Regions from separate parts of the Mus musculus genome. Here region 1 is linked to region 2. A link is a loop called in an ENCODE intact Hi-C map of the cell type or tissue named here. Cell type or tissue: left cerebral cortex. All regions are shown on one strand. Each heading gives the region's core, and the rest is flanking DNA. Links, peaks and the distances in the headings are about the cores only.

Region 1 (9,864 bases), core at 3,299-8,298, 64 kb before region 2:
CATGTCCCTTGAGACATGTCACAGTCAGAAGAGGCCAAAGCCCCAGGTTCCACCCCATAATAGAATGCCACAACCTGCTTTTGCTCCACTGGCCTCCTTCCAGCTGTTTGGGCCAGAAAACCTGATTCTGTGTCCTTCACTCTTGACTCTAAGAAGCTGCGAGTCTTCATAAAGTCTGTCTGAGAGTACACATGCATGCCTGAGGCGTGCTCAGGACGGCGGAGGCCAAGGCTCGTAGAAAGGGATCCATTCTTCTTGAAAACATGTCTGAGGGGTTGAAGAGATGGCTCAGTGGGTAAAGTGCTCCCTACACAGGCCTGAGGGTCTGCATTCAGTCCCCAGCACCCACACAGAAGCCAGGGTATGTACAAATCTATAATCTCAGCAGCTCTTGGGGAGGGAGGGAAGATAAACAAGGTAGACAGAATATAGGAAGGCACCAGCAACTAGGAGGGGCAGGCATGTTCATATGCACAGGTATGTGTGTGATGGTGGGGGTGGGGTGGTGTCACGCAGCCTCTGGGGGGGGGGTCAGAGGACAACTTTTAGAGTCACTTCTCCCACTTTTATGTGGGTCCAAAGACTGAATACAGGTCCACAGGCGTGCATCACCAAGCAGCAAACACATCTGTCCTGCATCCAGTGTGGTGGCTCAGAACTGTTATCCTAGCACGTGAGAGGCTGGTGATGGGTTAGGAGTTCCAGACCCCCGAGAAGACTGAGAAAACAGGAGGTCATGTGGGTGGGATCTGTTTTGTAAAAAATTCAAACGCAGAAAAAGATAGACTTGTAAAGAACTTTACCAGCCTTAGCCCCACCCACCCAACTGGGGCCAGCACTAGTCCACCTCTCTCCATCCTGGAAGTCATTTTGACTTTGGCCTTGCATCCTCAACTCCTTGGCAACTCTAGCCCAGCCACCCCCAAGCAAACACACAGACACTTGGAAGGTCCAGCCAACACAGCACTCAGGCCCTTGTCCAGCACGAGGGAGGCAGACAGAAGTGAGGTCCCATAAAGGCTTCAGTGGCCTACAGGTTGGTGGAAGTAGCCCTTGGAGACAGACAGCAAAGCAACCTCCTGGTGCTGGAGGAAGCCGATCCAAGCCGGTCACCACTGTACATGCACACTCAAGCGATTGTGCTTGTCTGATTGTTGTTTGGAATGGGGTGGTATGGACAGAGCTGAGGGTAGCGGCTTCTTACAGATGAGTCTGCTCTGCCACAGCTGACACAGGAGAACAGGGGCAAGGCCTCAGTTTACAAAAAATAAGAGGCCTTTGTGTTCCATAGTTCCCTGGTCTCCTAGTCTTGACTCAGTCCTTCCAGCCACCCTGTGCCTTGGGATCCTCATGTTGTACAGTATCCTTAAGTCCCCGGACCTACTTCCTGTCACCCCACTAGAAAAACACAGAACCTTGGCAGAACCCAGCACCCATCTAGACACACCCAGACCCTGGGCACCGCCCAAAAGCATTTTCTATCCCTGAGCCAGCAGAGGTCAGACCATCTGTGCCCAACAGCTCTCTGGGTATAGGACCTGCCCTACTGTGTGCCTGCTTTGTGTTCACATGGGGCCCAAAGAGGCAGAGAGAAATGTAGGTGTGACTGCTTAAGGAGCCTGAGGTGAGGGTGGCCCTAGTTATGAGGGCCCCCAGATGTGATCATATTGTCCTGAAAGGATGGAGGCAGAGTCCAGAGACCACCAGCAGAATGTCAGAGAGCAGGGAGCCAACAATGTTTTGAAGGTAGGGGATAGACCACATGCCAGAGTGGGACTTTCTAGGATCTGAGAGACAAGTCTGGAGACACCCAAATCCCAGCCAGGGACCTTGTGTTGGAGTCCCAGCATCCTGAACTGACTCTATAGAAGTTTGTCTTGCTGAAAGACAGCAGATGTAATAACGCTGACTTGTGGCCTCGTGTCTCATGATGTCTGCACTGTCCTGGACATGTGTTCAACGGGGTCTTTGGAACTCCAGGAAACGGCTTGCCGAACACAGAGATGGTTTCTCTAAGTCTTGGGCATTGGCAGCATGGTGCCTTCCCACCTCACCCCACCCACTTTTGACAAACCCCTCTCCATCCAGGCTCCTGCATTGCTCCCATGGGGACAATGATCAGCTATCTAACAGTACCACTCTGGGCCCTGGCCAAAGCCCCTTGGACAGACATATTTCTTGCTCCTGCACACAGGTAGCCCTTTCCTGTGGCCCAGGGATCCCAGAAACTCTACTCACCTCAGTTTATACTAACATTCAAATGTGACTTTCCCCCTACAATGATCTGTAGAGTTGTGGGGGCTTTCTGTTTTCCTCTCAGGCAGGCCCAGTGAGCACAGGTAGCCCCCGGCCAGTGACACTGGGCCCTTTAACATCTTCCTTTGCCTGAACTACTGGTTATAGCAGTGAGAACTCTGTGACTGGTCCCTATTGTCTACACACACTCTAGGGAGAAAGTCTGCCAGGAGGCCTCTGAAATAAAGGAAGACACCTGAGGGCTTTGGTTTCGGGGACTAGAGGAGCTCTTGGTTGATAGTCACTCTGACCTCCAGGACACTAGGTGGCCAGGCCAAAGCCTGGAAAGTTCAGTACTTTAGGAGAGGGATGTGTGTGTGTGTGTGTGTGTATGTGTGTGTGTGTGTGTGTGTGTGTGTGTAGTCTTTAAGAATGGCTCTCTGTGAACCATGTGTCCCATATAGTGAAGTCCTCTCTCCTTGAATCTAGAGTGGCCTGGAACTTTGGATGCATCTGGATTGACATAGTGATGGAGCAGATCTGGGGCCCTGAACAGCTGTTGTGAAATGTGTGCAGCAACATGGCCTTTGTGAAGAACAGAGACAGGAAGTCGCACTTTCTCTCAAACAGGGTCAGGTCAGCCTCTGTGTGGCTAGTGCTCTTCCCGGGGCCTTCCTTCACCAGCCTTTTCTCTTCAGATTTGTCTTCTATTCTCCCCTTCTGTACGCTTCAGTGGGGGCCCTGGCTCCCCAGACTTGGGAAGGGGGTGAGTTTGTTGCTAACCCCGGCCAAACAGACTCCCGCTCAGCTGACCTACCCCGGTGATCCCCTCTGATTTCCACCCGTTGGAGGCTTCATATACTACGAAGCCCTCTCCACCCTACTCAGTTCGCTTCCCCTTTATGCTGGCTTGGGGACTTGTCTGAAAGCGCCTCCCTCGCGCGCAGCACTCCCGCAGGTGCTACCTGGACTCTGTGGCCCGCCCTCCGCCCCGCCCCCCGGCCCGCCCCGCGTGTGAACTGGGCATGCCCAGAAGTGCGTAGACGCGCCCGCCGGCTTCGATCCGCGGAAGAATCTGCTCTGCGCCACCATGGAGCGCATCGACGGGGTGGCCGTGGGCCTCTGTGCCCATTCGCCCTACCTGCGGCCTTTCACGCTGCACTACCGCCAGGTGATCCGCCCCACTCGCGTGTCTCCGCGCTCTCCCCCCGCCCCCCGCGTTGCGGCCCCGGCCCCGCCCCCCGAGCTCACGACTCCGCCCTGAGCGGATTCTCAGAGCTTGAGCTCCGCCCTCCTGCAGTCCTGACGGCCAGTCGGTCAACCCGGAATGGCCAAGGAAGGACATGCAAAGAGAATCGCTCTTTCCTGAGGAAGATTTGACTGGCCCTCCATTTCTGACCGCCCATCGATACTTTTATGCAGTTAGACCCATTGATTACTCTGGGTATCAGGGCAGGAAAACTCTTGGATCAGGGCAGGAAGAACTCTTGGGGAACCCCACAATTGCAGATACCCTCCTTGCGCCTTCTTTCTAGCTCCTCCTTCAAGCCTTAACAGAAAGTCTGCTGTCACGAAGAAACCTCTTCAACTCAGTCTTTCGCAGCTCCCAGGTGTCTGTCTCCCAGAACAACAGGGCCATACATAGCTATCTCACATGACACCGTTGGGCACCTAGTAGGCACACAGAAAACATTTGTTGAACCTACTTGCTGCCTCTTCTCTTTCGTCTTACCCCATGGTCTTCCTTCTCCTCTACCCTGCATGGCCCTGTCTAGTAGGCCCCTGGCACGTTGCCCATTTCCATTCTCTATGCTGTCTGATACACAATTTTCCTGACCTGATCAATGTAGCCCTGACTGGGTTTCAGCTTAGATCAGACCGCCCAGGGCTTGGCGTTTGCCCAGCTCTCCCACTCCATTTCTCTCACCAGTGTTGTGGCCTCCAGCCTGCAAATTCCCTTGCCTCTGGTGTGTCTGCTGTGTGGAGGTCCTTTCCACCTACCCACTAGGCTAGGGAATTCTTCTCCCAGAGTGCAGTGAGGTAATACAGGCTTGAGGGAGCAACTGGGTTCAGTTGAGGAACAAAGGGTAGAGACACGGGGTGTGTGTGGGGGATCACACTTCTTTTCCCTTTCCTCGGCTGGTGACATGGGGTAGCCATGTGGCTCTTTCATACCCAGGACCTGGGGTTCTGGTGGGCTGTGGACGGTCCAGGCTGGTTCGTTCGCCCTCACTTCCTGGGAAGTGCTGTGGGGTGGCTTTACAGCTTTGGCTGGCATCCCACCAGCACATTTCCGCTGATGGCATTGGTAACCAGAGCTCAGTTGAGCAGGCAGCGGCCCGCCATAGCCATAGTCATAGCTGGGAGGGGGGTGGGGGTTGGGGTGGAGGGTAGGCAGCATTTCCTCGGGAACTGAAGGATACTGGGCTGGGCTGGGTTTGCCATGGTAGGGGTCTGCAGCCTTTAACTGCCCCAAAGCAGCAGTGGCCCTGTATAGAATGTGCCCACTGCTACATTCTAGAACTGTCTCTCCCTCCCAAGGCCCATGTCAGCATCTCTGGCCCTACTACCCACAGCTCTGACAAAGTGTTTGATCCTGAGTCAAGAGGGTCCTTGTAAGTCACCTAGGGTGACCTCCCTGAAGGAAAGCTGTTGGGGTAGGCAAGACAGGCTCACTGCAGCCTGGGCAGGCAGCCTTCTTTGGAGCCTGCCTAGGTGGCTGGATATCGGGCAGGCCTGGGCTCGCCTCTCGAGGTGGTGCTTCAACGGCCTCCTGGGCAGCCTGCCCTGCCCAGGACATTGGCTCTCTTCTCCCCCTAGAAACCAGGCTGCTGCTACCCTCTCAGGATATCTCTGCCTGCAGTCTCAAGTCAATCTTTCTGTGAGACTCTCCTGTCATTGACAGCAGTACCCTTTTCCTCCTGAGGAAGCCCTGTGGCTCTCTCCTCAGTGTCCTCCCTCTTTGTTGCCTGGCAACACACTGTCTCTGGGACCCAGGCCCCTGCCTTTTTATGCAGATTGTTTGGAGCCCCTGCATCTGTGGTGAGCTGGGCTGTGCTCATGAATGACCCAGAGGTGGACTAAGCAGGTAGGGGTAGGGATGGATAGGTCCAGCCCCACCTGCAGAGACCCTTCAGGGAGGAATGTCTCTGCTGGCTCCAGTCCCCAGAGACAGCCGGTCTTTCCAAGTGGCATTTGGATGGTGGGGACTGTGGGATCCCCATCTTAACCTAACCTTGTATAGAAAGCATCGATGACATCCCCAATACTGCAGGGCCCACCTTAGCTATTTCTTGAGTGCTACCCTATGTACAGGAGTGGCAGGACTAGGGGATGTGTAAGAGATAGCATGAGCCTGAAACAGGGCGGGGCAAGTACTTACCGTCCATCTGACATGCGCAGATCCACAACTGCAAGTGTAAGCTGTCCAGTGGCCCACAGAAGCTTGGGCCTTGAATATGTGACTTCTGCTCTGCCCGCCTGGAATCCTCCCTGCCCTGCCTAAGGGCATCACATCTGCTCTCCCTGTTATCCTTGTAGCTCCTTCCCACACTTGGTGGCGGGCCGCACAGGTCTCTGTAGTCCTTTGTCCTCATGAAATGCCTTTCCTGCCCTTTGCCCGGGTTTTCTGCCTTACCCTTCCCAGAACATCAGGCTATCCTGACCTCCCGGGCAATCTCCTCCACCTCCACCTGCTACAAGTCCCCATTCCTGAAGGGCGTAGGCAGGTAGCAGGCCTCCCTGCCGGGAGCTGCTACAATGGGTCTGTCTGGTCCGTGCACCTCCATCTGTTGCTGGCAGCGGCTCACCCTTCCTGATTGCTGCCCTGTCTCTTTTAGGACGGTGTCCAGAAGTCCTGGGACTTTATGAAGACACATGACAGGTGAGAGGGGCTGGCCTGGCCACTGGGGAACTCCCCAGTTTCTGCTCCTCAGACACTTCCCACCTCAACCCAGTCTCTGGTTCTTATGTCCCTGAGGCCTGGTGGCTAGTAGCTGGGGACACCAGGCCCCTGGTGGCAGGCTCCTGGTAAGATCTGATCTTACTCCTCAGGATGCAGAGCATAGGGGTGTGACAGTTGGGAAACTGGCCAGCAGGGGCCTCCACTTCCCCAGCTGCCCAATATGTTGCCTCCCCTGCCCCTATCCTGTAAGCTGGAACATAAGGTCCGGGCCCTAGCCTGACTGTGTGGTCTTCCCGTCTGAGCAAGGCTTGTCAATGAAAGAGAGAGACTAGGAGGATGGGAACCAGGGCTCCGGGGAGAGGGCTGTGTGTCTTTACTGAGTGTGTTTCCCCACACAGTGTGACTATTCTCATGTTCAACTCTTCTCGGAGAAGCCTGGTGTTGGTGAAACAGTTCCGGCCAGGTGAGTCCAGCTGGGCGGACAAGAATCGGGGCTGGGGAATTGTAGCGTGCTTTTAGGCCCTTGATCGTGAGGGTCTGGATACTGGTGCAGTGGTGGCTACAGGGGAAACTGAGGTCCAGCAAGAGATGCCTGGCTCAGAATAGATTACTCTGAGGTGACCACCATGTGGCTGTGCTCCCCCCCCCCCACACCCCATACCAGCTGTATATGCAGGCGAGGTAGAGCGTCACTTCCCAGGGTCCCTGACAGCTGTGAACCAGGACCAGCCCCAAGAACTTCAGCAAGCACTGCCTGGCTCAGCGGGAGTGATGGTGGAACTCTGTGCCGGTATTGTGGACCAGCCTGGGCTCTCACTGGAAGAGGCAGCCTGCAAGGAGGCTTGGGAAGAGTGCGGCTATCGCCTGGTCCCCACCGATCTGCGCAGAGTTGCCACATACATGTAAGGAGGCTTGGCAGGGCGGAATGCTACCAGGGAGTGGGTGAGAACCCGGCCCCAGAGGGTGTACAGGCATGAGGCTGGAAGAGGCTTGGTGGACCATGCCTCAGCTCCTAGGCTGGGCCAGACCCGGGGCGTTTGGGCTGGTTCTAGAGTGTGCTAACCCTGTGCCCCTACCCTGCAGCCCCAGCCACGTGGGGTTGGGCTCCGGGTGGCAGCTGCTGTCGACAGATGCCCCACTTCCTGTGGGATTAAGCACCGGGCGCTGGGGGTGGGGTGAGTCACAGCTCTGTTCTCAGGAATGAGGGAAGGACAAGTCCTGGGGAGGAGGAGAAGGAGGGGCTACCCCTACTGAAGCCCAGGTACCAGCCACTCATGCCTCCCTCAGGCAGCCAACCAGGGCTGCGGTCCTCAGATGCGAAGCCACCCCTTGCCTCAGGATGTTGTGTGGATTCCTGACCCCTGCTGAGGTCTGAGGGCAGAAAGAAGGTCCTATGGTGCCCATCACCCCCCACCCCCAACAAGGCTGTGTACTTCTGACCACCCCCCACCCCCCAAAACCAAGAGGGACCAGAGTCCCCGCCACCTCTCTCCTAGCACACTCAACACAGCCAGGGCCCTCCTGCCTCCATCCCTGCTGACCTCACTCTGTAACACCAGGCTATGATTGGGCCATGTTGGATCCAGGGTGTTCATTATCTTACTTCTGAAGGGCTGGCCTGTACCCTATGCTGTATCCTCCATGTGGACAGCCAGGGATGCCTAAATCCTTCAACTTCCAACATGGAGTGTTTAGGGCCAGGGGAATCTAAGAAACCTGACCATGATAAGAGTGTGGCCTGTGTGGGGGACAGACAGGGACAGAGGGCAGGAGGAAAGTTTGTGTGTGTCTCTGTGGTGTCTGTCTGTGTGTGTGTGTATATGTGTCTTGTGTGTGTATGTGTCTCTGTGTGTGTGTGTCTGTGTGTGTCTCTGTGGTGTCTGTCTCTGTGTGTGTATGTATGTGTCTTGTGTGTGTGTGTGTGTGTCTGTGTGTGTGTCTGTGTACATGTCTGTGTATGTCTTTGTGTTTGTATGTGTGTATGTGTCTGTGTGTGTGTGTCTGTGTGTGTGTGTGTCTGTGTGTGTCTCTGTGGTGTCTGTCTCTGTGTGTGTATGTATGTGTCTTATGTGTGTGTCTGTGTGTGTCTCTGTGGTGTCTCTGTGTGTATCTATGTTTGTGTCTCTGTGTGTGTGTGTCTCTGTGGTGTCTCTGTGTGTGTACGTGTCTGTGTACGTGTCTGTGTATGTCTTTGTGTTTGTATGTGTGTATGTGTCTCTCTGTGTGTGTGTCTCTGTGTGTGTCTCTGTGGTATCTGTGTGTGTGTGTCTATGTGTGTTTCTCTGTGGTGTCTGTGTGTGTCTCTGTGGTGCCTGTCTGTGTGTGTGTCTCTGTGTGTATGTGTCTCTGTGGTGTCTGTCTCTGTGTTTGTGTATATGTGTCTTGTGTGTGTGTGTGTCTCTCTCTCTGTGGTGTCTCTGTGTGTCTTTATGTGTGTGTGTCTGTGTACGTGTCTGTGTATGTCTTTGTGTTTGTATGTGTGTATGTGTCTGTGTGTGTGTGTCTCTGTGTGTGTCTGTATGTGTGTGTCTGTGTGGTGTCTGTGTGTGTGTCTATGTGTGTGTCTCTGGTGTCTGTGTGTGTCTCTGTGGTGTCTGTCTGTGTGTGTGTCTCTGTGTGTGTGTGTCTCTGTGGTGTCTGTGTGTGTGTGTCTGTGTACGTCTGGCTGACATTTGAGAAGTCTCATAGGCAGGGCCTCTGGCTGTGTCCTGACTGAAGAAGATGCTAGAGAGCGGTGAGTGTTTGGAACATTGAACATCCTACTCATGTTTATACTTTGAGGAGGAGGAGGGTTTGGCTGTGTGGAAGCATGATTGAGGGTAAGGCTGAATGACATCAGACCACCTGTCCCTGTCGCCCTTATGGGGACTGGACAGACCAGAGACTACCCACTAACACTTCCCTGCCCGAGGCCCCAGAGGTAAGCCATAGATGGCTAGGCCCAGGGAAGCCCGGTGCCTATTGTTACCTTGTGATATAAATGAGATTAGAACCAGCCTAGGCTGGAGGGAGCGTCTAGCCTGACCAGACCACATGCTGGAGCTGTCTCCCTTATAAGCTAGGGAAACTGAGGCCGGGCACTGATTTCTATGACAGGTATAGCCATGACTACTAGAAAAATGGGTTATCCGGTAGGGGTCTGTGGGGATAAAGAGATAGCTGGGCCTGGTCAGTTTGGGATGGGAGTTGGGAGGCTTTGAGTATTTCCAGCTTGTTCCTGCCTCCGTGAACTGCCCTGCTGTGAGATTCCCTACCTCCACCACCACATCCAGTCCATGGCTCCCCAGGCAATCAGAAGGCCTGATATGGATAGAACTGGCTTGGGCTTAGCACTTATGGAAGTCAGAGGCCCTGGTTGGACTCAGGAGACATGGGCAGGGGCCTAACAGATCCGTAGGGCCTATCACAGATTCTAATACCACTTGCTTGTGACCTCATGGCTTCTGTATATGCACAGTCTGTGTCCAAGGTCCCTGATCTTCCATGTAGGGTCTCATAAGCTGCATTCAGAGACACCTGCCACATCCACAATCTATCCAGGTGCAAAGGTAGCAGGTCCTTGTGGCTATGGGATAGAGGCCACTTCCTGACTAGCTGATAGCCACTTTCAGATCTTAGCAATGCCTGCAGGTCCTTGCCACACGTCTTTTTACAACACAGCAGCTTGTCTGGTCTCTGTGCTAGCAGAGAGTGCCAGAGCTCTTTAGATTGTGAGCATGAAGCTG
Region 2 (9,864 bases), core at 2,542-7,541:
GTGGCAGATAGGGCTGGGCCATGTGCTCAGTGGGCAAATCGCTAGGAGGCTGATGTGATGGGGAAGGGAAGGGAGACAGCTCTAGCTTGCCGTCTGGGAGGGATGCCTCAGATGGGGAGGACTGGGAGATGTGGGGAAGAAACAAAGCCACCTGGAGACTCACTGGTCAGAGGAGGCAGGGCTGGTGATTCAGGTGTAAACACTGTTAGCACCAAGGTAGGGGCCAGAGCCAAGGCCTAGCAGGGCCTCTAGGGGAGGTGACTGGAGAGAAAATTGGTACAGGAAGAGGGGATGGTCTGAGGACAGAGGGTAAGGAAGATTCTCCGGAAGGCCACGGAAACATGGATGGGGACTGTGCTCACATAGGGCCAGCTGGATGGAGAGAGGCCCAAGGTAGGTGGAGGAGGCAGAGAGACAGCTGTGGTGTTAAGCCAGCTTCCCCAAAACTCTCTAAGCAACTCTCCTTTGCCCTGAATGCTAGCTAGCACAGGCCTGGCACAGCCAGTGAGGGCCAGAGCCAGGCCACACCTGCCTCTGCCTTCCACATTGATTACAGGTTCCGAATCTGTTTAGATCTATGTGGAAGACTAGGCGTGAGAGGGAGATTAGCCAAGAGTCAGGCAGGAAGACACGTGAGACCTCAGCTCATGGCAGGAAGGACACCACTGCCTGTTGGAGGGTTGCAGCTGCGCATATGTCTGCTATGAGGCACTGAGTGTGAGCACTCCATGCAGGCTTACCAGGGCCATGGAAGGGCCAGGGTTCTAGAAAGAAGCTCTAACTGCAGAGGTCTGAGGCCCCGGGCCTTTTCTTCTCTGTCACCAGCACACTCAGTGTTCATGGAGGAGACAGCAACACCCTGACTCCTCAGGCTCTGAGCTGTTGCTCTTCTGGTGGGTGAATGGCTGCTGGCTGAATGGGTGTGCACAGAATCGACCACCATGACACTCAATGTTCAGGAGGGTGGGCTGCTCGACAGAACAGAGAAGCACAGAGGGACACGTCCATGCTCATCATTCTCCCAGGAAATCCAAGTTTAAAAATCAAAGCGGGGCTGGTGAGATGGCTCAGTGGGTAAGAGCACCCGACTGCTCTTCCGAAGGTCCGAAGTTCAAATCCCAGCAACCACATGGTGGCTCACAACCACCTGTAATGAGATCTGATGCCCTCTTCTGGCGTATCTGAAGACAACTACAGTGTACTTGCATATAATAAATAAATAAATAAATCTTAAAAAAAAATCAAAGCATCAATGCCAAAGTCAGTTAACAAACCAAGAGGGTATCTGTGATGGGTGTGTGTGTGTGTGTGTGTGGGTGTGTGTGTGTATGTGTGTATAGATTCACCCTTCACCAGTAGTAGGTGACCTTCAAGAAGCTCTATAGCTGGAAATGATGTTACTTGACCATAATCTCAGGATTCAGGAGATGAAAGCAGAGTCAAGAGTTCAGAGTCAGTCCTGAATTCATAGTGAGTTTGAAGCCAGTCTGGGCTTCCTTGGAACCAAATAACCCTTATCCTAGAGACTGGCTTCAGTGGCTTGGTGTGACATGGACAGTGAGCCTTGTGGGAGACCACTGTAGGAATCTGGAAATGTCCAACATGCAGGGATAATTCCTTACACAAAGGTCCCTCCTGAAGACCAGAGGGAGGGTCAGGCTACAAGGGGCGCTTGAGTGTTGCTCCTCTGTTCAAATACCTCTCATGGCTCCCAGCTGCCTCCTGATGATGCTAAAGCCCAGTCCCCACCCTGTACCCCATTTCTCCACCTGAGGATTCCATACATTTTTTCCTGGTCCACCCTTGTCGCTCTCTACTCTCTGCCTTTTAACTCAACCCAGAGGCCACACCCCATGTGCACTTCCTGCCTCTCCCTCCTCTGTGCCCTACTATAACCACGATGTCACCCATAATTCCTGTTAAAGGATCTCTCTGAGGGGTACTGATCCATCCAGTGCTAACCCTGAGTCTGCACGCAGATGGGTCACACGATGGTCGGCTTGTGTGAAGGAGGGGACAGCTGGGAGCTCAGTCCACTAGTTTTCCTACAGCTGAGCCCTCAAGCCCAGGGAGGCTATGTTCACCTCAGGTTACAGCAGGGTTGGTACGACTTAAGTCAATGATGAAGGTTCTAGAAGGGTTTGTGGTCACATGAGGGATGAAACACACAATCCTAAAATATGCTTCTTCGATCACCATGCTTTCAGGTGCTCCCAGCACCCACCACTGGCCTCCTTCCCCACAGTCTGTGCCTCATGCAGGAACCTCTGAGTTCCTGGGCTCTACAGCCTGCTTCCAGCTCCTCTTCCATCAGAACTATAGAGAAACTCCACTAAATTCTCTACCCAATAGTAATCTCAGTTGGCCAGTCGGTCGCCTTCTGCAGCCATGAGCTGCAGCAGCCACCTGGCTCTAGACACCTATAATTTGGGAGATCAGTCTCCGAAGCCTTGCCCTAGGCTAGCCTAGCCACTTTCCTGAGGGTCTGTCAGTCCATTGCATCACGTTAAGTGCCAAGCCTGCACTGGCTAGGAACTGGAGCACGACTTAAGGGTTACAGCCATCGGAAGGGCTCCTGGCAGGGTCCAGTCCTTGCTGAAGGGATCCTCTGCCTCTCCAGTCAGCAAAGGCGCAGCACAGACCTGAGACAGCCTATGAACCCCGCCCAACAGCACCCCAGCCTCGCCAGGTATGCACCGGGCCGGGGGCGGACGCTGGAGCGCGGTCGGCTGGGCCCGCCAGAACAAGCTCAAGGACCGCGCGCACAAAGGCGCATTCCGCCGCACCCCTGCTCTCTGCCCCACGCTGTCCGCTTCCCGCCTGCCTCTCTGGGTCTCTCCCCGCCTTCGCTGGGGGTGTGTCGCGATCAGGGTCCTCTCCTCCCCGCCCTACCCCCAACTCGGGCGCCCTACCCGGCGGGCGGCGCGCAGGCGCGGGCTTGTCTGACCCCCGTGCTGGAATCTGCTTGCGGGCCCCGTCCCACCCCCCTACTCCATTCTGTCCCGAGGGAGTCAGCGGCCACGAGGGACCTGGGTGGCTCAGGAGTCCTGCCACATAGTTTTTCCGTTCCCTGGGAAACTTCCTACACCCAGTAGGCCCTTTTAGGACCCCTTCTCCCGGGTTGAGAGTTCCTTCCTTGTGTCCTTCTCACCCCCAACCTAGGAGGCAAAGGACCCCGTGGAGTTCCTATTCTGAGTTTCCGCAGCAGACGCTCTACTTGAACGAACATGGCAAGACTCTCGCACTCGGTGGCCAGGTAGACACTGGCGGTAAGGACTGACCAGGAGTGACAACACCAACCCGAGGCAGGTAGCCCACAGAAGCAGCGAGGCTCACCTCGGCTCAGTCCTCCAAGGCTCTAAGCAATGCCAGATGGCTTCCGTGGCTCGACTAGAAAAGCGTAGTGAGGCCACTTGGAAGGATGGAGTAAGTCCAAAGCCCACTCCAACCACCACAAGTGTGGAAACAGGATATTCATTACTGTCATTCTATCCAGTAAATGGGGAAACTGAGGCAAGTGATCTCTCCAGATGGCTGCGCATCTCAGGAGCTCCCATAACCTCTGGAGACCACCTCTGGTGGACTCCGGAACTAGCCCATCCCCTTGGGTTCTGAGACGCTGCCCTTGTCTTCCTGGGCTTAGAGGGTGCCTCTCCTTCCCTCTAGTCGATCCCATGTCCCAGGATTAGTTGTTGAGAGAGATTGGAGATAGGCAAACTACCACCCAGCTCACAGCGACCACGAGAGAAACCGTACTAGAAGAGTCTCGGATTTCCTTGTCTGGCTGCAGCCCTGACCGGCATCAGGCTGCACATTGGGTAGTAAGGAGTCAATCACTGCTGGTGCTAGAACTCCAAGATAGAGCCAGAACTCTAGGAGCCAGAGTTCGAGAGCCTGGGGAGTCGAGACTAGCCCCGCCTCCATCTTGCGCCTGGGCCGGGCTGGCAGGGTTTGGGCGTGGCCCGCTAGCTGGAGTTGGCCGGGATCAAAGGGCGGAAAGCGGGCCTCCGCCCACACCCACTGAGACAGGAATCTGTGGCCCAGGGGGACAGAATCTTCAGCCACATTCCGGGTGCCCGGGGCCCAGCAAGGCAAGGGTGGGGCGGAGCTGGAGTGCCAAGACTGGCATCACGGAGCGTGGGAAAGACTGCGCTACCAGCACTCAGCTCCAGCTGCCTGGGAGGCAGGCGGTAACTTTTGCCAGATCCAGGCGGTGGCCTTGCCCAATCTGGCTGCCCTGGATGGCATTAGGCAGGAGGGTCAAAGGGGGTCCACACTGCCAATCCAATTCCTGCCTGTTGTACTGGCTCTGGGCTGGTAGGGCCACAGTGGGGAGGGGGCACTGTTAGGTGGGCATTCTACAGTTGCATCAGGCAGCAGGGGTTCTTTATAGGAGTCGATGGAGTTTTGCAAACTCTCCTCCCGCTGAGTAATAGGAACCTGCCTGTAAACAGCAGCCCTGAAGCCCCTGTACTGGCTGAGGATAGACCCCTGGTCCCAGGGTCCAATTATTGCTTCCTCACACCACCATCAACCTCAAGGTCAAGTAACATTCCTGGAGTCATGCAGCAAGCTGGACGCAAGCTAGACACAAGCTGGTTCAGGGTAAACTTGGAAAATTCTGAGGCCCAAGTCTTCCAGCCCTAAGTGTCAGGACCAATGATGTCCCTTTCTCTGGCACGTGTCCTCAGTGGGAGAATGGCATCACAATACTACCTCCCTGAGTCGTCATGATGATGTGAGGTCCCAGCCAACACTCTGCCTCCGGAGCCCTCTCTGGCTCCAAGAACATGGTCTCCCACCTTATCTGTGGAGCTGGGTGCCCCCTGGTGGCCGCAGTGTTGACTTAGGTTTTAGGCTAGCTTTCCCAGCCTATGTCCGCGTGCCAGAGGAGGCCAGCTGGTCTCATCACTGCTCGTCTGGGAGAACGTACTCAGCTTGGACCTTCGGGTGACCATGCTGAAGGAGGTGTGGGTCAGGCTGAGGTGTTTGGTCCTAGACTCCGTTTTCTATGACACAAAACTTGGGAAACCCACAGTGACCTAGCATAGGGGTTCTGGGACTAGACATTTATAGCCATCTATATGGTTTGGGACATGAATACGTGGGTAAGGCTTTGGTGACTAATGCATAAGAGCATGCACCTGTGCCTGTCTGTCTACACTTAGTCTGACACTCTCTTGCTCCCAGAGCCCAGAGCATCATGATAAAGCAACTGAGCAGCTGCTGAGGAGGTTCGGGAGAGGTGGCTCCGTAGGGGCTCCTGTGGTTTGCTCCCAGAAACTGCGACAATGACACATTCATCAGGTATTGTCCCATCGTGACATGGAAATAAAACCTTTTGCATAGATTGGTAGATAGAGGCACAAACCATTTGGTAAAGTGGCTGCAATTCACTGCCCTCTTGGCTTTCTCTAGTGGCTGTTTTGTAGCCCTCACCTGGCATCTTTGGCAGAGATGGATTCCCCTACTCAGTGAGTGAGGGACTCTGAGGAGGTTGGCCTAGAAGAAGGAAAGAGGTTTGTGTGCATCTGGGGTGGGGGTGGGGGGAATCCCATCTCTTCCTGATCTTACCCTCCCTAGCCCAGCAGGCCCAGGGTAGAAGTTGTTGGGACCACAACGAAGCCTCCTGAAACTCCCCTGCAATGTGCTCAGAGGGTCCCTATGAGTCCAGTGGTTTGATAGGCAGAACTGGGTTCCCAGAAGGGAGGGAGTCGGGGCTGGTCCTATGGAGTGGTTAGGGGTAAAGAAGTTAGATTTAGTCTTACTCCACCTGAGTGCTTATGAGGCTCATCTTTCCTAGGGAGGGGACAGACAGAGAGGGGATCAATCGGGAATCTCGCCTCTTCTTGGTCTTGCCCTCTTCTCCCCTTGTCACAGATCTGTGCAAGTCATCAAGTCTCCAGTGTCACGAATAACTGGTTTCTGTGCAAAACTCTATGTTGGGAGGGCTGCATCTGGGTGAGAATGCATTACACCTGGATTTCTGAATCTGCAAATTGAGAACAATAGCAATCCGTACTTCACCCGGTTATTTTGCAAATACAACATAGGCGAAGGCTTGGTGCGCTCCTAGCATTTCTGCCTGGACATCAGGCTGCGGTCCGCCAGACGCGCATGTGCGGGAACCTCAGGAAGTCAGAGCGGGTCACTCAGGTTCGCTCTAGACAGCGAAGGCGGAGACGAAATTCTGCCCTTTACCTGCTGAGGCTCGCTCAGGGGTTGTGGACTCCCCCGCTGACGCCTGGGCAAGCCCCAGCGTGCTCCACTCTCCGTAGGGTATGGGTGGGAGTGGGCTCTTGGCCCTAGGCTGCCGGACGGCCAAGAGCTTACCCAGGAGGCGGAGGAGAAGGGGGGTAACCTAGCTCAAGGACCAGAGGCATGTGGAGCAGGTCGTGGAGCAGATTGTGACATTCCCAGCGAGAAGAGACTGGCCTGTAAGCTCCAGCTCAAAGGGCCGCGTAGGGGCTGGGGGCGTGGGGGTTGATACACTCTGGATCCCAGCCAGAAGGAGCAGCAAGTTTTAGGATCCCGGATGAGCAGGAAAGTCTCCCGAACGGCGGAGGCTGGGGGAGTCTTTTTTTTATCTGCAAGAAAAATCGCTATCCATGTGTGTGTGTGTGGTGGGGGCGCAGGACTGTGGGAACTTTCAGAGGTGATCCCACGGAAGAGTTGATAGCAGAGCACTGACAGTGCTGGGGACAGAAGCAAGCCTTGGAAGCTGGTTGAGCAGGTGTCACACACACCCATTTGTGCTCCCCATCCTGAGGCCGAGCAGACTTGGGAAAGTGGGCTGGAGCCAGGCAAGGAGCCCTCCGCTAATCTATGAGCATGTGCAAGGACTGTCATAGCCACCAGGTGGCAGGCTGCCAGGCCACTGTTGGAAACCTAAACAGATTATGTCTTAGGTCTGTCTGTCTGTCGTTCCGCACTACACCACCTCTTCCGGGTAGCAGCCTCATGGGGTCACAAATGAGGACAGAGAGAGCTTATCAGACTTGGTAAGGTGGTGTGGTGTGGCTGGTTAGGAGAGCAACTAATGAAAGGTCCTGCATATTGTGGTCATCAGGCTGGACTGCGCCAGAAAGACCTTCCTCCTTCAAAGTTCAGAGTTTACTCAGAATGTTTCCACCAAAGGCTTGAACTTGAGCTGAGCTCAGAGTGCCCATGGCAGGGTCTCTTGGATTCACCTTTCAAGTGTGTGATGTTGGGGTCAAGAGAAGCTGAGACCCCTGTGTCACTCTTACACCCACTGGGCCGACGATCTGGTGTTGGTGGGGGTCTCAGTGAAGACTGCGTGTCTAGAGGAAGCTGAGGTGAAGTTACTTTGAATCAGCAGAGCTTCCAGGGAGTGCTGGGTGTGGGCGCGGGCCAACAAACAGGGCTTGGTGGACAAGGAGCTGTCAGTTCAAGAGCTGGCTAAGGGCTGTGTTCATTCACGTACAGGGCTGCCGAATGGCTGAACTTCAACCAGACCTGGAGCACCTTGTGAGATGATACCCGAGAGGAAGAAGGTGGGACGAGACGGTGACCCAGGCTGCCCCTCCATACCTACATGAGGGTGGGCAGGCAGGGTGTGTGACCTCTCATACCCCAGTCACATCCTCTCAGGAGTATGGCATGGCTGTTCTGGTGTCACATGAGGGAGGGACAGTCACATATGGTGTCTTCACAGTTCTTTATCTTCCCCTCTAGGGACGCAGGAGCTACTGGGCTGGAGGGCTCCTTCTTTTCCTTCTCTGGTGTTTTCTTTGTATCTTTGCCCCCCAGGATTTGGTGAAGGTGGATAGAAAGTTGCCCAGAAGGCAGACATGGTCGCTCATGGCTTTAGTCCCGGGACTAGGGAGGTAGAGGTGGGTAGATCTCTGTGAGTTCGAGGCTAATCTGGTTGGTCTATACAGTGATTTCTGGGATAGCCAGGGCTATATAGTGAGATCCTGTCTTTTAAAAAAAAGTTATTCATAGGATGCATTTGAGATAAATGGCAAACATCTCCCCTTTCCCCATAGCTGGGGGGTGGGAGACTGAAGGGGTGCTATGGGGGTGGTGGCAGGCAGCTGGGGGCTGAGTGTCTCCTCAGCTGATCTCCTAGGAACACAGTCACCACTGTCTTCATCTTGTGCCTGTGTGAAATGCTTAAATCCCCCCAATTTGTAGAAACACAGCCCCCCTTTTTTATAAGCCTCATATATTCTCATCATTGATATATATCAATATATACAACATATATATAGGCAGGTGGTGAGTGTTCCCAGGTTGTTCAACCCTTTGTTCCCAGGAGATGGTGGTAGCCTAAGAAGCTGCCAGGTCCGGACCAAAGAAGAGCTGGCCAGTGGTTAGCCCAGAAAGAGGTGACATGAGACCAGAGCTCTAGGATCTGAGCAGGGGTTGTGGGTATCAGCCAATTAAGGGTCTTTGGGGACTGAACTCTGAGAGGCTACATCCCCCAGAAAGACCTGGAAAGCTTCAGGGACCCCATTGAGCATGCTCAGACAACCACACCAGTTGGCCACCACTCCTTTGGGTGGGATGTGTCTTCCTCCTTGTTTAGACAGTAGGGCTTGTCGAGGGAGGTGACCAAGAGGTGACCCTGGAGGGATGGGGCTGGAGGCTTAGGACACAGGAACTGAACGTCTCCCTGTCCAGGGGACATTCAGTCACTTCTAGCTGCTTTCCTGCCAGGAGATGTGACAGGCCCCAGAGGCCTGGATTACTCCAGCTTGGCTTGGGAGAATGTCACTGTAGTCTGAGAACGTTTCTGGTTGAGGTCTCTGGGGTCTCTGTATCAAGAAACTATCCTAGCCTTGCATGGTGGCAAATGCCTATAATACCAACACCTAGGAAGTGGAAGCAGAGAGATTTCCAGTTCAAAGCCTGCCCTGGGTTGCACAGCAAGGCCTTTCTTAAACAAGAGAAAAAGGGAGTTAAAGAGCTGCCCCAGCGGTTAAGAACACCATCTGCTCTTCTAAAGGACCTGGGTCCTTTAGAAAACCTGGTCCTAGCTCCCGCATGGCAGCTCAGAACTGCCTGTGACTCTAGTTCCAGGAGATCTGACACCCTCACACAGATATATATGCAAGCAAAACACCAATGCATAATAAATAAAGTTTTTTTTTAAAGGCAAGAAAAAAAAAAAAAAGAAAAGACCTCAGGGAAGAGCCCCAGGCTATTTGCCATTTACCAGCATACCCAGTAGGAAACCAGCATACCCATTGCCTCCTCCTCCATGCTGGCCTCCAAGCTTCAGCAGCAGGCATTAGCTTGGAGTCAAATTGGTCTTTTCTTCACCAGAGGTGCTGCCAGCTACCTGCCTCGTTTTCTTCAGCCTGGCAGCACCCTTAAACCTAAACCTAGCCCGCCGTTTCTCAGAAGCAAAGTCTTCCACAGATGAACTCTGCTGTGTCAGGACCCTGGGTGCAGCCAATGTGGTTCAGGGTGATCTGCCCCTCTTCCTGCTGCTGTTCTTGGAGGGTAGTTTGGGGCAAAGGGCGTGGGAAATCAAGTCTTACAGTCTGGAAGACTGAGCCGCTGGCTGAGGCGATCTGGGGCGGGGAGCTCGGGGAGGTGGCCTAGGAAACCTCCAACTTCCTCCTGAGCCTCTTTGCCCAGCTCCGCTTGTCAGAGGAGTGGCAGAGTGAGACTGGAGGCCTTGTTTGGCTCCAGGCGCTGGGGTTGCCTGAGGATTGGGTACAACTAGAGAGATGGGGATAGGTGGGCGGATGGAGTGAAGGAGCGCAGAGTAGAGAGAGATTTAGGAGAGTGACTCGGTGGCCGTGGCCGGGGCGTGAACAGGTGTGTAGAGGGATGGACAGGCAGAGGAAGAAGGGGCTGGGAATGGACAGCTACAGAACGCGGAAGAGCGGA

Evidence for each region. Peaks named below come from ENCODE experiments on the same cell type or tissue, not always from the same donor. Only the 100,000 strongest peaks of a DNase experiment are listed, where the experiment ranks them.
Region 1: it touches region 2 in a loop (2.6-fold over the local background); 23 of 42 quality-filtered maps call a loop at or near these places.

What each region holds. Positions count from the first base shown.
Region 1 is chr12:112,935,533-112,945,396 of GRCm38, reverse strand. It overlaps Nudt14 (nudix (nucleoside diphosphate linked moiety X)-type motif 14), which reads left to right and starts at 3,255. Exons shown (of 5, transcript NM_025399.4): 1 at 3,255-3,406; 2 at 6,075-6,118; 3 at 6,538-6,602; 4 at 6,804-7,041. The coding sequence starts at 3,326. In left cerebral cortex, for the core only: CTCF peaks have their summits at 5,143 and 6,306 (motif pointing right); DNase peaks (open chromatin) are centred at 3,500, 4,028 and 7,311; H3K4me3 peaks cover 693 bases; H3K27ac peaks cover 613 bases.
Region 2 is chr12:112,870,717-112,880,580 of GRCm38, reverse strand. It overlaps 1700127F24Rik (a long non-coding RNA gene), which reads left to right and starts at 4,755. Exons shown (of 6, transcript XR_873068.2): 1 at 4,755-4,968; 2 at 5,191-5,307; 3 at 5,419-5,519; 4 at 5,881-6,437; 5 at 7,447-7,514; 6 at 7,696-9,055. In left cerebral cortex, for the core only: CTCF peaks have their summits at 4,824 (motif pointing left) and 6,854 (motif pointing right); DNase peaks (open chromatin) are centred at 4,110, 4,824 and 6,850; H3K4me3 peaks cover 492 bases; H3K27ac peaks cover 558 bases.